Linked DNA regions of Mus musculus: region 1 is linked to region 2. Evidence: chromatin loops called from intact Hi-C (ENCODE). Cell type or tissue: heart. All regions are shown on one strand.

Region 1 (8,000 bases), 58 kb before region 2:
AATGTGTATCTCCTATTAATCACATCTTTTTTATATTTCCTCCCTTTTTTCTTGCCAAATTTAGAAACTCCTGGCTTTTTGGGTTTTGTTTTTTGTTGTTTTGTTTTGTTTTTTGCCTTCAGAGTTTTCTGTAATCCCCTTTCTCTTCAAAACTGTAATTATATACACATTATACTTTCATGATTGTCCCATAGCTAAATGATTCCTTTTTCCCAGGCCTTTAAAAAAAAGAACAAAAACAAACAAACCGAAAAAAAAAATCTCTTAAGTTTACTCTGGATAATCTGCACTGCTAAGACATAGTTTTCTTATCTTCTTCCTGCACTGTTTGGGCTGCCCCTACTCCCATACTGTGAGCTATTACACTCACCCTCTGTAGGTTTCACTCCAATGAACTGTATTCAACGCTCTCAGTCTTTCCTGTATTTTCTTAAACAAATGGATTATAGTTATAACGACTACTTCAGTGTATACTAATTTCATCATCAGTCATTTCTGGGTCTGTTGCTATTGACTAATTTTTCCCGTTTCTGGGCAAGCCTGATATGTTTCACCAGAGGCTAACTGTGAATTTGGCCCTGGTGAGGGATAGGTATTTTTGCATTCCTCTAGATGTGAAACTTTGTCCTAGTTAAGTTACCTAGAAACAATCTGATCCTTTCCAGGCTTGTTTTGGAACTTTGTTGGGAGGATAGAAGAAGTCTTCAGTTGAGGGCTGCATCCGCCCACATTAAGGCAATTGCTTCTAAGTACTCTCCCTGACGTTCTGTGACTTACAAGGCTTTCCTATTCGGTTGGCAGGAACTCAAAAACATTTTTTGACATAGAATCTTGTTGCTGAGTAGCCCAGGTTGGCTTTGAATTCACCTCTGCTTCCTTAGTGCTGAGATGACAGGCATTTGCCATTATACCTGGCTCTGAAAAGAAAGACAGGGCTTTCTCTCCCTTTATCCTTTTGGGTGGTTGTTTCTCTGATGGAGTGGTTTCTACACAACTCAGTAGAGCTCATCTGAAGAGCAAATGAGATTCTGGTGCCGCCCCCCACCCCTTCCTCTCAAAGGCCATCTGCCTGCCCTCCCTGGACTCCAGCAGACAAGAACTCTGGGAGTCAGGTGGGATAATTAAGGCTTTACCTGCTGGTTTCTATTTCCTCAGAGATCACTCTCCCCTTGCTGTCACCTTTCTGGTGTGTCAAGCTGTTGCCTCACATATTTTGTCTAGGGATTTCTGTTTGCTTTGTGACTGTAGCCAACAGAGTCAACCAGAAGTGCAAGGCCACAGACTCCATTTTTAAGCCAAAAAAAGATATGGCTAGGACAGTGGCACTTCCACAGTGTAAAGTCTTACACGATAGGCCCTGCTGGGCAAATCTCAGTGTTCTCAGATTTGAAAGAGTTTTTTCCCAGGACACTATAAAGTCTACTACTTTAACTGATAATAAAATAAAATCTTTCTTCCAAAATGTCAGGTATTTTTATTTTAAAATGCTTATCAAAACTGTGACATTGGGAATCTAGATAACTGAAGCATCATATTTTGGGTTTTTTCTGTCTTTTGGCTTTTTGAGATAAGGTCTCACTGTACATCCTGGCTGGCATCACATTCTGAATGACACTTTGCCTCTCGGGTACTAAGATAACAGGAGTACAACATCACACCCAGCTCTATTTATTTTTGTTTTGTTTTCAAGACAGGAGTTCTCTGTGTAGCCCTAGATGTCCTGGAGTTGACTCTGTAGCCCAGGCTGGCCTACGACTCAGAAATCTGCCTGCCTCAGCCTCCTAAGTGCTAGGTTTAAAGGCGTGCGCCACCACGCCCAGCTCAGACACTGCTTTTACTTTGATCTTTAATATATGTAAGAAATGGTTGTAGAAAGAACAAAAATTGATTTTTCTATCCCAAAGAACCATTACTAATTATAATTTTAAAATTCTTAAACATGGAGTTAAAAAATAAAAGCTTTATTTTATGTTGCTTGAGACAGCTGTGTCATGCTACATATAGCTCAGAGTAGAACTGGAGCTGTCCATCCTCCTGCCCCAGCCTCCTGAGTGCTAGAACTAGAGGTGTGTGCACCACCCAGGCAGTTGCTCACGAATCAACTGAAAAGCATAGAGGAAAGCAAAGCATGCCAAGTCCTGGGACTATATAGGCTAGCTTTGGTTGGGACTATATAGCCTAGCTTTGGTTGGGACTGTATAGGCTAGCTTTGGTTGGGACTGTATAGGCTAGCTTTGGTTGCTGTTAATGCTAACAGAGTTTAACAGAACTTTAAGTTTAGATTCTATTCTACAGAAAACCTCAAATATTTGCCTAATATATACAAAATCTATGGATTATTTTAGAATGTTGAGTTTTTAAATTCCATTGGGACTGGGCTCCACGATCCTGCATTTTGGTTGGTTATGGTTTTCTGTAGTAGTCTCCTAAGAGAAGTTCCCTTGATGGGTGGTGATGCACTTATCTGTGAGCAGATGTTTAGATTAGTGTTAGGGATGTTCATGTAGTAACACAACAGCTGTAGGTTTTCTTCCAATAAGCACGATTTCCCCAACACTGAGTATCTAGCCAGGTTTCCAGTACCAGACATAGTGTCCCTCTTGTTGAGCAGGTCTTAGGTCCAATTAGAGAGCTGCTACTTACTGACAAGTATGCACAACACTACTGCCACTCCTAAGGTTACTGTGCCACGATGGTCACTGATGTTGGTTCACAGGCTTCAAAGCTGGGTAGGACTTTGTTGGTTGCCTCTCACTATCAACAACTCAAAGGAGGGCCCTCATGTATACTATTAGGGTTTTGTTAAGTTGTCTAGCTCTTAGAGGGAGTACTGTCAGCACACTGTGTATCTTCTTTCCTGAGATGTCTGCTCAAAAAAGTTTCTTTTGCACTGAGTGGTGGCAGTATACACCTTTAATCCCAGCTCTCGAGAGGCAGAAACCTCTGGACTTCTGTGAGTTTGAGACCAGCCTGGTCTATATAGTAAATTCCAGGACAGCCCAGTCTACACAGAGGAAACACACACACACACAGACACCTACCTTCTTAGGGAGGGGTATATTTTTCAACTGTGTAATATTCTTACTGTTTTTGGTGGTGTCAATGATGCTAATGGTTGATGCTATACAATCAAACTATTGAATTTTACTAGTTCTTTGTTTATTATAGATTTTTTCACTATAGTTTTTACAGATGATTTACAGCTTGCACTCTTTCTTTGCTTAGAGTTTTGTTTTAAACTAGGGATGGCAGTTCCTGTCTGCATCCCAGCACTGGGGAGGCAGGGACATGAGGATCGCTATGAATTCAAGGCTAGACTGGACTACAGAGTGAGATCATCTCCAAATCCAAAAAGAGGAACAGAAAAGACCGGAGCAGTACCCTCACTCCCTAGCTCCTGCACTGTGTTCAATCAACTACTGTTCCAAAGAAGGAAAATTACATTAAAAGAGAAAACAAGGTTCTGTCTTCCTACCATTTTCATACCAAATCTTAGCGTGTAGTATACAACTGGAATATTTAAGTGTGACAGTTGTCCTTACAACCACAGTTTTAAATGGCTACGTTGTATCTTACTGAGTCTTCCTCCGACTGACTTCAGAGATCCCTCACAGTTTTAAATGGCTACGTTGTATCTTACTGAGTCTTCCCCCAACTGCCCACAGAGATCCCTAGTACCAGCTAAGTTAACTTTGTTACAAAAGTTAGCAAGCTGATTCTAAAATTCATAGAGCTACCTAAAGGATTCAAAATAACTGAAATTACCCTGAAAAGAACAAAACTGCAAGGCTCAGGGACCGCACTTTTAATTAACAGTTAGGACAAAACATACTGAAGACAGTGTGGCCAATTCTTAAGACAAAGAGTACTCAAGTGTGGTCTGCTATTAGGACACACCCAGGAACTGATGGACCATGAGGACTGAGAGCCAAGAATATTACTACATTCTCATTAATTTGCTTTCAGGAAAGGTACGGTGAAACTGGAGGTAGAAAAGAACACTTCCCACTAAGCAGCGCAGGACAACTCTCCCTTCACATATAAAGATTGTAACTGGATACCTGGCTTCATGTCACATACAAAAAGTAACTCAACATAAGACATAAGACCAAATCAGGGTGACAGTACACACTAACCCCATCACTCATTAGGCTGAGACAGGAGGATCACAATTTTAAGACCAGCTGGGCTACATAACAAGAACTTGTCTCAAAAATCAAGCGAAAGGGGCTGATGGAGAGGTTGCTCAATACATTAAGGACTTGCTGCACAGGCATGAGGGTCTTTGTTAGCAGCGATTTCAGAATTTCATAAGGAAACTAAAAGCAAGCCATATGAGGGGGGAGGGGGTCTGTAGGGCAGAGGGCTCAGTGTAAGATCACCACAGTGAAGTACTTCAGAGGGAAAACACAGCAGGCAGTTACAGCCGGTTACAGCAGGGTGGGCTTTCCAGTCAGCACAGGTGTGGTGAGAATACAGTTAGGGCAGGTGGAGGACACATGACACTCCAAGATCACCATCTGCTAGAGCAGAAAGGGACTGGGGAGGGATGGCTAGATGACAAGAGCAGTACAGACTCTCCAAAACCAAGCCAGTGACCACAGCAGGCAGAGGGGAGGGCTTCCTGCAGGCCAGCAGCATACAGGAAGATGCAAAGACATGAATCACCAATGACCCATCCAGGAACTGCTTGTGATCCAATTTGGCTAAAGTGAAGGGTACATGTGGGAAAGACGCAGACGATGCTAAATAAATAGGCACAAACTTGACTGAAGGACCTTGTGTACCAGAATACAGCATTTGAACTTTATTCCAAAGGAAATGGGAACTGAAGCATTTGTAAGGAAAGTGACAATCAGACTGGCTTAAAACAACTTACTCTGGCAACCCTCCAATGGCTTCCCATCACAAACTGCACCAAGTCCAAAGCCCTCCACCGATCACTGGCCGACCTCTGCTTGAGCTGCTCAGCAAACCCCTACTCCCTTGTGCCCTCCCCAGGGCTCTGCACCTGTTGGCCCCTCTACTAGGAACTTCACAGTGCGCTCTCTCATAGTCTAACTCCTCGTGAGGGGCTTTCTCTGCTGTTACTCTGAGAGAGCAAGAAATTACTGTACTTGGCTCCACCATTCGTCTCTTCCACAAACCACAGGGCACACACCCTGGGCTGCACACTGCTGTCCCACCTGAGGAGAATACAGGTCCACAGCTGAGTCTCTCAGGAACTCCAGATGCTGGAACTGCCTCCATACAGACAGACTAAGGAATGGAGACGTGCCTGAGGCACAGATGGTTAGTTAGGGGAGAGCAGAGACCCTGAATCTGTCCACAAAATGAAACTTTGCATATTCACCAAAACATAGTACTTTATATTTGTAGTGAGAATGCAAGCATGGCAAGGTGTTAAGGGCAAATTTGCCAATATCTACAAAAAGTTTAATATCCTTTAGCCCAGCAACATCATGTCCAGAAAACTGACTGCAGAGATTCTCAGAAACAAGCACCTGGTGGCACACAATCCTAGGAGAAGAAAGAAATGTCTTTGTGTATATGTGAGTGGATTTGGGTGTGTGCACACAGGCATGTGTGGGCCAGAGGTGAATGCTGGGTGTCAGCCTCACTCTTTGAGGCATCTCTCATTGAACACAGATATGTTCTGAGTTCTGCTTGGCTGACTGGCTAGCAAGTTCCGGGGATCCACCCTTTTCTACTTTCCCAGGGTTAGAATTATAGACACACACCATGTACATGAATTTTCACAAGGACGCCAGGGATCCAAACTCAGGATCCCATGGTTGCACAGCAAGCACTTGACGGAGTCATCCCAGCAATCACAGGGGAAAAAAAAATAACAAACTATTACTGTAAATCTCAACAATGAAACATTATGCAGCAGTTAAAAATAAGGAGCTGGGCGTGGTGGCACACGCCTTTAATCCCAGCACTTGGGAGGCAGAGGCAGGCGGATTTCTGAGTTCGAGGCCAGCCTGGTCTACAGAGTGAGTTCCAGGACAGTCAGGGATATACAGAGAAACCCTGTCTCGAAAAACCAAAAAAAAAAAAAAAAAAGGAAACAGTTATAAAGTTATTGATGAGGAAAGATGTTTAAGAATGACATTAAAGAAAAAGAGCAACTTACAGAACAGAACCTAACTCTCCTAAGGGTGAAGAATATAGTTCAGTGATGGAGTACTTGCTGAACATACGAGACCTTTGGCTTGACCACTATTATCACAGAATAATATACATACTTGCATTAAAGTACTGTTTTGAAAACAACAACAACAAAAACCATATATATTTGTAAGTACAGAGAAAATATTTAAGAAATACACAAAACCATTCTAAATCACAGGATTCAACAGAAAACAAAACAAAATGAAAAACAAGACATTTATATATTTTTTTTAATATGTTAACATCCACATCTTAAAAAACAATCCATCCGTTAAATTTTAATTCTCAGGGCTGGAGAGATGGCTCTGTGGCTAAGAGCACTGGCTGCTCTCCCAGGGGTTCCAGGTTCAATTCTCAGCAACCCAGTCCATGGCAGCTCCCGGCTATCTGTAACTCCAGTTCCAGGAGACCTGACACCCTCACACAGACATACATGTGGTCAAAACACCAATGCACATGAAATAAAAACAAATAAATTACATTAAAAAATAAATTAAAAACATTTTAATTGTCATTAATGAGGGAAAAGGCTGAGAATACGAATGTGCTTTAGATGAACATAATTGGTCTTGACCTGACCCCACAGTGTGGAAAATGTGAATTATTGCAAGTATTTAATCAGAAACTCGTCATTCATAATAAGTATTTATGGAACACTCACTCTGTTGAGCACCACTTGAGGATTCCAACAAGGTGGTGAACAAGAAGCACCTCGTCCCTGCTCCCAAAGAGCTCAAGGGGGGGGGGGGCGCCTTTTGGTCCCCACCTCCCCTGTTAAGAACTACTGGTTATAAATCTGTTTTCATTCTATTATGCTGATGGCTTTTACTAAAATACATATTAGCTAGCAGAATCAGCAGACTAAACAGAAATAAAAGATTTGTAAGTTTTAGTCTGTTTCTTTCATGAGTAATTGTCCACCCTTTGGCTTTCGAACAGTCTTGCTACATAGCCTAAATGGGCCACATGACGCTGCGTCTGCCTCCCGAGTGCTGAGATTTAAAGTATGCATCTCTCTGCCTGGTTTTAATGGTTGTTCTTGAAGAGACACCTCCCTGCAATGGGAGATCAGCTACCGCATAAAGTGCAATATCTTCCCACCACATCAGCTCCCTGTCAGCCCAGGGCCCAGTCCCCTCTGCTAGAAAGGACACTCCAGAGCCGCCCTTAGGAAAGCACTGCTTCTCACCTCCTGGACCCATCTTTTCTAGTCAGGGCCTTCAATCCTCTTGGTCACTAGAGTAGTTTAGAGACAAACATAAATAACCCTAACAGATCCAAAGCAAACTCAGTCCTGACAAGAGCAGCTTCAACTGAGCTATGGAAACAATGACTCCAACACAGCTGACGTTCCTCAAAGGACGCGGGAAGACAAAGCTCACTTAATGGAACACTTAAGTATTCTGTGTGACTGATCCCACAATTTACCACTTTTGTTAAAGTATACCACAGTGAGATAGGTGTGGAGGCACGCCCCTAAAATTCTGGCACTCTAGAGACAAAGGTAGCAGGACCAAGAGTTTCAGGCCAGCCTGGACTACTTAGCCTCAAAACAAAAGAATAATGCATGTGCATGTATATATAACAATGAACAAGAAAAACTGCAATATTAGAAACTTCCCCCTTTAAAGCTGGCAGTGATGATGCACACCGTTAATCCCAGCACTCAGGAGGCAGAGGTAGAGGCAGGCAGATCTCTTTGAGTTCAAGGCCAGCCTGGTCTACATAGTGAATTTCAGGACAGCCAGGGCTCTGTAGAGAGAGCTTGTCTCAAAAAAAAAAAAAAAAAAAAAAAAGAATTCTACAGACTTTGTGCATCTCCT
Region 2 (8,000 bases):
TGGGGAGAGAAGGGGGTTCAGGGTTTAGTCGGTGCTTCCTATCTGGGGCAAGAGGGATGAGGAGAGCGAAGGCAGGCACCACCCTGACAGACAGTGCACAGAAACGTGGAGGTATGGGAAGGAGAGAGAAGATAGGGCCTTAGGAATGATGTCTGTTCCTATGCGTCTGGAGAGAGGGCTGGCTCAAGGGTTAAGAGTGACTGATGCATCTTGCAGATGACCTGAGTTTGGTTCCCAGTGCCCACACTAGGTGGCTGACCACTACCTGGATCCCCAGCTCCTGGGGATTTGATGCCCTCTTCTGGATTCCAAACTGCTGTGTGTGTGTGTGTCCCCATGTGCGTTCTCTCTCTCTCTCTCTCTCTCTCTCTCTCACACACACACACAAACACACACAAACACACACAAATTAAAAATAAAATAGATATTAAAAAAAGAAAGTATGTCTCACTTTTCATGACCTCCTTAGCGGGACCACCCCAGAGCGTTCCATGTGTAGACGCTCAGGCTCGGCACACAGTTCTCTCTTTGGAGAGGAGCCAGCACTTGATGTTGTCTTTGCAGATCGGGCTGAGAGAAATAAATGATGGCTCTCAGTAACACAGTGTTTGGGGGCTGGACAATAGGCAGAGCCTTTGGGGTCCTCTTGCGCCGCCCTGCCCCGGCTCTACCACTCCCACTAGGCGCTCCCTCCTCTTAGCATCCTGCCAGGGGCTTCCCAAGCTTTCCAAAAAAGCTGGGCTTGCTTGCGGGCTCCGGGAATCCCTGGAGTCTCCGTGCTCCCGAAGTCTGTGACGGATCAAGCGGGGTGGGGGTGAGGAAAGGGGAGGATGCTTGAATTGACCCCCTCAAAGCGGGCTTCTGTTGTCACGTGACCACATTCCAGGTCTCCCAAGTCTGGATCTGGCTTGCTTCCAACTGTCCTTCTGCAGCACCAAGACTAAGAATTTGTATGGAAGGAGGGTGGGGGATCTCAACACCTGCCCCAGCCCCCAACTGTCCGGTCCCATATTCTATAAATCCGGGGGTAGGGGATGCACCCAGCCAGGGAATCTGGAGAGGCGTGGGTGCTCCGAGGCTGGCGAGTGCTCAGGGCTGCTGGGGCCCACCCTACAGGGGTGCCTTCTGAGAGTCCCCGCGGCCACGGGAGGCTGCGCCACAGCGCAAGCCGCGAGCACAAACAGGGCGAGGAGGCTGGTGTGAGCGCCTGGGCCCGCTGCCAGCGCGCTGGGGCTGGAACACAATGTCCCGGGCGAGAGCAGGCGGGCGGGCGGGCGGGCGGGCGAGCGTGAGGGAGAACAGCCTGACTCAGCAGCTGGGTAAGTGGGTGTGCTCGCCCGCTCCCCAGATCAACCGCTCCTGCAGCCTGCGGTCAGCAGCCGGCTCCGCACTGGGAGGGAGGGCGCGGCGCTGCAAGACCGCCACATGGTCGGGTACGAGACCTCCTCACCCCTCCAAGAAGCCATCTCCGGACCCTCCGGGCCGGGGCACCGTAGGCTCAGCTCACCTGGGACCGGAGTACCCTCCTCACTGTACCCACGCATGGGGAGAACCACGGAGATGCCGGCTACAGGCCCCTTGGTTCCTCCAAGCCCCACCCACTCTGGGACGCCTCTGGAGGTCTCAAGAGTGGTTTGTGACTGTTAGTTGCAGGGAAAGCAGTTTGCTTTGGGGTTTGGTGGGTAAGGGTACCAAGGAAGAGCATCCTAGAAGAATTAAGAGAGAGTTCTGCCCCGTCCTCGTTTGACCCAGTGTTGTGTCTCTTCCGGTCCCCCTCCTTTCAAAACCACTGGGGCCCTGAAGATTTCCTCCCTGGAGGGAGGGAGGGAGGGAGGGAGAAGCAGGTGGCGTGGTCCTCTGAAGCCTGGGAGTCTGCTCTTTCTGTAGTCTCCACCCTCCCACCTGAAGCCACAGCAAAGGCCCCAGAAGCTGGCCACCCAGCCACAAAATTCCTCCTTCGCGCTTGCTGATTCTTGTGGTCCGGTGGGGCCATTGACAACGAGGCAAAAGGCCAGAGGAGGGTGGTTCCTAGGGAGGAGGGGCTGCTCAGTACTCTAGTCTCCTGGGGTGTCTTCAAGGTACCCCTAGGGACACCCTGTGCCTGGAGAGTGCCAGGCTGGCAGGAAGGGGCTCTGTTCTCTGCTGGATTCCGGGAAAGGTTTTGGCAGACAGCACAGGCCTGGGTTCCAGGGCCTTCCAGGCTGAAGTTTAGGGGAGGGACCCTAGGCTGCTGAAGTATCTCACCTGGGCCTACTGTTCCCAGACCATCTGATTGCACCATCTCCAAGCTCTGTAGCTGAAGATGAGGGCCAACATGGGTCCAGGCTAGGGACCACCTTTCAGCACAATACACATTCCAGCTGACCCTTGCGAAATCATCTGGGAGAGATTTAGCCCCGTTACACCCCAACCAGCAGCTATTCCAACCGACAACCCACAGGTCTGTCCCTGGTGCCCATGTTTGCTGGTGTCAGTGAAACTCTGACCTGGACACGCTCAGAAGGCAGAGGAGCTGACAATGTCTTCCCCATCTTTGGTTCTCTACCAAACATTTGCCTTCCCATGACCTACAAGTGACCGACTTTAACTGACCATGTTCCTAGCCCAGGCACATCCCCATTGCCCACTGAGGCCCAATCCCCCAAACTCCCTACAGTGGTAGGCTAATTTTTAGGGGGCTGTGGATTAAATCTAAGGTCTTACCTTACTAGGCAGGCAGTTTACCACTGAACAAAATCTTTACTTTTAATTTTTTTTTATTGTTTTTATTTTTGTTTGTTTGGTTTTTTTTTTTTTTTTTGAGACGAGACAGGGTTTCTCTGTATAGCCCTGGTTGTCCTAGAACTCACTCTGTAGACCAGGCTGGCCTCGAACTCAGAAATCCACCTGCCTCTGCCTCCCAAGTGTTGGGATTAAAGGCATGCGCCACCACTGCCCGGCTACTTATAATTTTTAAAAATTAAATTACTGGGTGTTCCCAGCCTCCTCTCCTCTCTAACACCAGCACTGCCTCTCCCTTGCTTGCCAAGAAAGAAGGGGGGATAAGCAAAGAGGTGCCCTCTGTGGTGGTAAAGCCCCCAAGAAACAGCTGGCTACAAAAGCTACTCCCAAGATTGTGCCCTCTACTGGAGAGGTGAAGAACATCATCATTACAGGCCTGGTTGGTATCTGGAGCTGGTCGGAAGCAAATGAAGTCCATCTAGTTGGCCTTTTTAAAGACACCCACCTATGTGCTATCCAAGTCAAACTTGTAACAATTGTGCCAAAAGAGAGCCAGGTGGTGTGCTGTATATGCAGAGAACATGCTCGCCTTTAATCCTGGCATTGAAGAGGGTTCTCTCTGATGTCAGTGTTGGATCTGTCACCAAACATCAGGTTCTCCTCTCCACTTTTGCTTCATTTGTTCTATTTATTTGTTTGTTTGTTTGTTTTGAGACAGGGTTTCTGTGTATGGCCCTGGCTGTCCTGGAACTCACTCTGTGGACCAGGCTGGCCTCGAACTCAGAAATCCGCCTGCCTCTGCCTCCTAAGTGCTGGGATTGATTAAAGGCATGCAGCACCACTGCCCAGCTCTTTTTTTTTTTTTTTTTCTTTTCATTACTTTTCCCAGCCCCTTCTCTCCAGCACCATAAATGCCACCTTTGGCCCAAATGGTCCTGCTTCCTAACCCAGGCTTTTCCTGGCTCCTTCCAAACACCATTTACTGTGTATGTTATCACCTTCAGCCAAACACACTGGGTACACTGGGTGCTACCCTGTGTGTTCCCAGAGCAAAGGCTGGGGGTTTGTCCTTGTCAATTCCAGCCTACAGGACTGAGCACAGCCCTGCCGCACTGGGAGAGGACATCAGATGTTCTCAAGTGACCCAGCCACCCATTTGATTCAACAATTCCCCTCACCTTCCTCTTACTCTCCCTCTCCTCAGTTGGTATGTCCAGTCCCACCCAGCGTAGCACCTCCCTAATGCTCTCCCAGGTCGTCTTCTTTAAACATATACCGTGTACTGTACCTATTTAGTGAGTGTGGATGCAGGTGTAACATGGCTGAAGGTGGGAGTCACAAGACAACTTACAGAAATAGATTCTTTTTGCCATGTGGGTCCTCAAGACATCAGACTTAGCAGCAAGCACCTTTACCTACTGGAGCTGTCTTGCTGGCCCTTTGTCCCTATTTCTCACTCACCTCAGACTCCTCAGAGATTGGAGGAAGGAGCCGCTGACATTAAAGTTACCCTCAGGGAGTTTGTGCTAAGCTTCAAACACTTGGGGGCACAGAGTGAAAAGATAGCAGCTGCTGACATACCTGCTCCTGTGGTACAGCGCCACAGACAGGGGCAGAAGGCGCAGGGGAGGGGCTGTGGACATGAATAAATTGGTACAATGCTTGCCAAACATGGAGAAACATGAAGGAGACCCCAGCTCCCTCCATCCATGAGGTGGGGTGGGGATGTGAGGTACACACCTGTTATCCCAGCATTCCGGAGATAGAGGCAGGAAGATCAGATGTTTAAGGCTATTCTTGGCTAAATAGAAAATTTGAGATCAGCCTGGGCTAGAGATCTTGTCAAAAAAAAAAAAAAAAAAAAAAAAAAGCCTTTGTATGGCTGAGCCACTAGTTAGGTGTTCTTTGCAGGAACAGTCTCTGTCTCTGTCTCTGTCTCTGTCTCTCTCTCTCTCTCACACACACACACACACACACACACAGGTACTGTGATCCTACAGTCACCTCCCACCTCCTGACCTACCTGGGAATGCACCTTCCACGGGAGAGGCTCTGACAATCTCAACTCTATTTTGATCCTTTTAAACAGCCTCCAACCTGTTCTAGGTTTTATTGCTTAATTATGTTCTGTGGTATCCTCACCCCACCCCCACCCCCCACCCCCGTTTCCCTGTAGGCTGTAAACTCCTTCATGACTGGGTTAGGGGCAGGATTGTTCTTTGATACCATTTAATTATAGTCTAAAAATGAAGCCAGGCTTCATACCCACAGGCTTGGGTCCCAACCTGGTTCCAACACTTAGCTATCTGGCTTAGGGTCCTGGTTCCAACACTTAGCTATCGGGCTTAGGGTCCTCTGAGAGCTCAGACTCAGTTCCTAGGCTGTAAAAGGCACCAGAAATACAACAGGGCAAAGATCACAAGACCTAAAATGCTGGGAAGGAGTTGGTACGTGGTGAGCATGGAACACTTTGTCCTCCTTCCCTGAATAGCTGAGACCTTCCATGAATTAGAGAACCAAGTCTTCACTGATTAGTGCTCGCTCTGGGGTACTTGACAAGAGAAAGGAGACACTGAATAATTACATAGCGCAGTGGATAAAGGTGCCGCCAAGCCTGACATGAGTTGGGGTCTCACAAGGTAGAAGACGAGAACCAACTCCCACAAATTGCCTGCCCTCATATCTCCAGATGCACGTTATAGCACATGAGCCCCAGCCCCCTACAGTAAATTTAATAAAAAGGCATTACATCTATCCCAGGATCATATCCTGGGTGCATGGCCACTCCACCCGGCTTAGTGACAACCTGTGAACCGCAGACTTGGTGAGAGAAAAACAGTCCCTAAGAATGGCGCCAAGCATAAATATCTGTTGAATCAAAAATCAAGCGAGTCAATAAAAAAGCAAAGACAGAAACGTCCCACCCCGCCGAGCCCCCAGCCCAGCCGCACCCTGTCCTGGAGCCCTATTAAGCCATAGTCCCCAAAGTCCGCTTGTCTACAGCCCCGCCTCCGATTGCCTTGGAAACAGTGACGTTAATCGAGGGGGTGTGGCCTCTCTCCATCCTCTCAAACGTTGTGAGCCGCGCCTTAGCACAACCTGGAGGGGAAGATGAGGTTAAGGTTGCTGGGTACTCCCCCGTTCCTTAGGCCGGAGATAGCTAAGCACACCGGTCTGCGCCCACGAGAGAGCCCACCTTGCGCTTGCCCTTGGCAATTTAGCGTAAGATCGCGAGAGTGCGGGCCTGGGTCCCCGGGAACCGCCCCTGGCGATTTAGGGGGCTTCTGGAGACTGCAGGCTTGGGTCCTCGGAAGACCACCATACTCTCCACCCTCGACGTTGTCCTGGTGGGCGCAGTCCTGCGCCTACCCGGGCACCCCAGACTCGCTGCGCGCCCTAGGCGCGGGCGGGAAGGGGTTAAGCAAGGTGCTGGCTCGGGGCGCGGCTCACGGCGCGTGTGGAGGAGGGGAGCGGGGAAGAAAGTGAGAGCGGGGGCGGGGGACCCGAGCGAAAGAACATCCTGTGCCGCCGCCGGATGCGAGAGGCGGGGGCGCGGGGGAAGCTGGGCGATGCGCTCCGCCCCGCGCTCCTCCTCCCGGGCGCTGCCCGCTCCCGCGCTTCGTACTGCTTCTTCTGGTCCCCACGCCTTCGCGGGTCATGAGCTTGCCAGAGGGGCCCCTCAGCTCGAGTTCCCCGGCAGGGGTAAGCGCGGGGAGTATGGGATCCGCTGTGAGGAACGGGCGCCCCCCTCACCCCCCAAGCTTTTTCCGCTGCACACTGATGGCGAGCTGTCCCCTGCGCAGCGCTAGGATCGGCACCTTCTCTGAGCCAGTCCTGCTGCCAGTACTTTCAGGACTAACACAGAAAAGCTGGTTGTGGAATTCGAAGCCCTCACACTCCTGGGATTAGAACCGGAATCGGTCGGGCCGCAGGGGGCTTTTCACTGGGAATAGCGAAGACTCAAATCCCTTAGCTGATAAGGCTCGGGAGAGAGGCCTCTCGGAAGTCATGATAGGCGCTTGCCGACACAGTTCGATCCCCAGGTCGCACAAGGTGAAAGGCGAGAGCCACCGATTTACATAAATTGCCCTCTGACCTCCATACATGTGCCTTGGACACCCATGCTTGGGGAAGCCAGGTATGGTGGCTTTGAACCCAGCACTCAAGAGGCAGACGCAAGAAGATCTCTAGTTGAGGCCGAGCTCTTGGACTACTACATAGACTGGGGAAAAAAAAAGTTAAAAAAAAATATGGGGGTGGAGGGAGCTAGCTATCTAGGCAATGCTCTTTACTTGATCCAATCAGAAAAGAGCCTCACCAGCAGATACAATGGCGCTATTAATGTCAGCTTTTCAAAATACAGGCTTAGCACCAAACTGCTATGTAATGATGACCTTGAACTTCTGACCACCCATACCTCTACCTCCGGAGAGTGCGGGCAGGGCATGGGGGGCGAGGTTACAGAAGTGCAGCACAGCCGGGTGTATAGCAGACCCTCAACACCACCTGGAGCCCTAAGGACGCTGAAACACCCGTGGCCCACGCTTGGTTGAGGAGAATGAGGAAGTGGCTTTGGAGTTCCACGGGTGGATGATGGGCCTTAGGGGCAGCAGCTCAGCGAAGTGGGCTCAGGGTATGTACCCTGGTTTGTCGCTAGTGGAGGCATTGAAGAGGTCTAGGCTTGCCTCCTGCGCTTGAACCTCGTGGATCCTCATCATGACCGGTCAGTATGTGTCATGCTGCTTAATGCGCAGGTTCAGCCTCCACAGGCAGCTCCACGCGGCGGATCTCCATCCACGTCCCTTTCCACGGTGGACAATGTCAGCTAAACTGACCTGCAAGGAAGCCCTGGATGATACCAACCCCAGAAGTTGAAAAGCTACCACGGGGTGGGTGCTAGGGCGGGCTGTGACTTTGTTGGTAGGGCCCTTCAGTGCATGTGGCCAGCCCTGAGTTCAGTCTCCAGCGCCAAATAAAGCAGACACAACGCACTCAGGAAGATGGTGGACATGGTGCTGGGAATTCAGGGTCATCATCAACTCTGTAAGCAGAGTGTGAGGCCAGCCTAAGCCACCGCTCTCAAAAGCTGACAGGGTGTACCTGCTGGGTTTGTGTGACAACTTGACACCAGCTGGAGTTATTACAGAGAAAGGAGCTTCCCTTGATGAAATGCCTCCATGAGATCCAGCTGTAGGGCATTTTCTCAATCAAGAGTAGGAGGGCCCAGCCCATTGTGGGTGGTGCCATCCCTGGGCTGGTAGTCCTGGGTTCAAAAGCAA

What was found. Hi-C counts contacts between places; a loop is a spot of excess contacts. Peaks named below come from ENCODE experiments on the same cell type or tissue, not always from the same donor. Only the 100,000 strongest peaks of a DNase experiment are listed, where the experiment ranks them.
Region 1: a loop joins it to region 2, with 2.5 times the contacts of the local background. A loop is called at or near these places in 12 of 42 quality-filtered maps.

What each region holds. Positions count from the first base shown.
Region 1 is chr17:28,459,327-28,467,326 of GRCm38, forward strand. The region is part of intron 1 of Fkbp5 (FK506 binding protein 5); the gene reads right to left. Among named protein-coding and RNA genes, the nearest start is that of Gm22146, 17 kb to the left of the region's middle. In heart, no CTCF peak of the experiment used is centred here; DNase peaks (open chromatin) are centred at 4,615 and 4,945.
Region 2 is chr17:28,516,944-28,524,943 of GRCm38, forward strand. E230001N04Rik (a long non-coding RNA gene) reads left to right here and starts at 5,713. Exons shown (of 2, transcript XR_385504.4): 1 at 5,713-6,423; 2 at 7,476-8,000. In heart, a CTCF peak has its summit at 3,136 (motif pointing left); DNase peaks (open chromatin) are centred at 768, 1,188, 5,748, 6,278 and 7 weaker places; H3K4me3 peaks cover 3,293 bases; H3K27ac peaks cover 2,431 bases; H3K27me3 peaks cover 3,943 bases.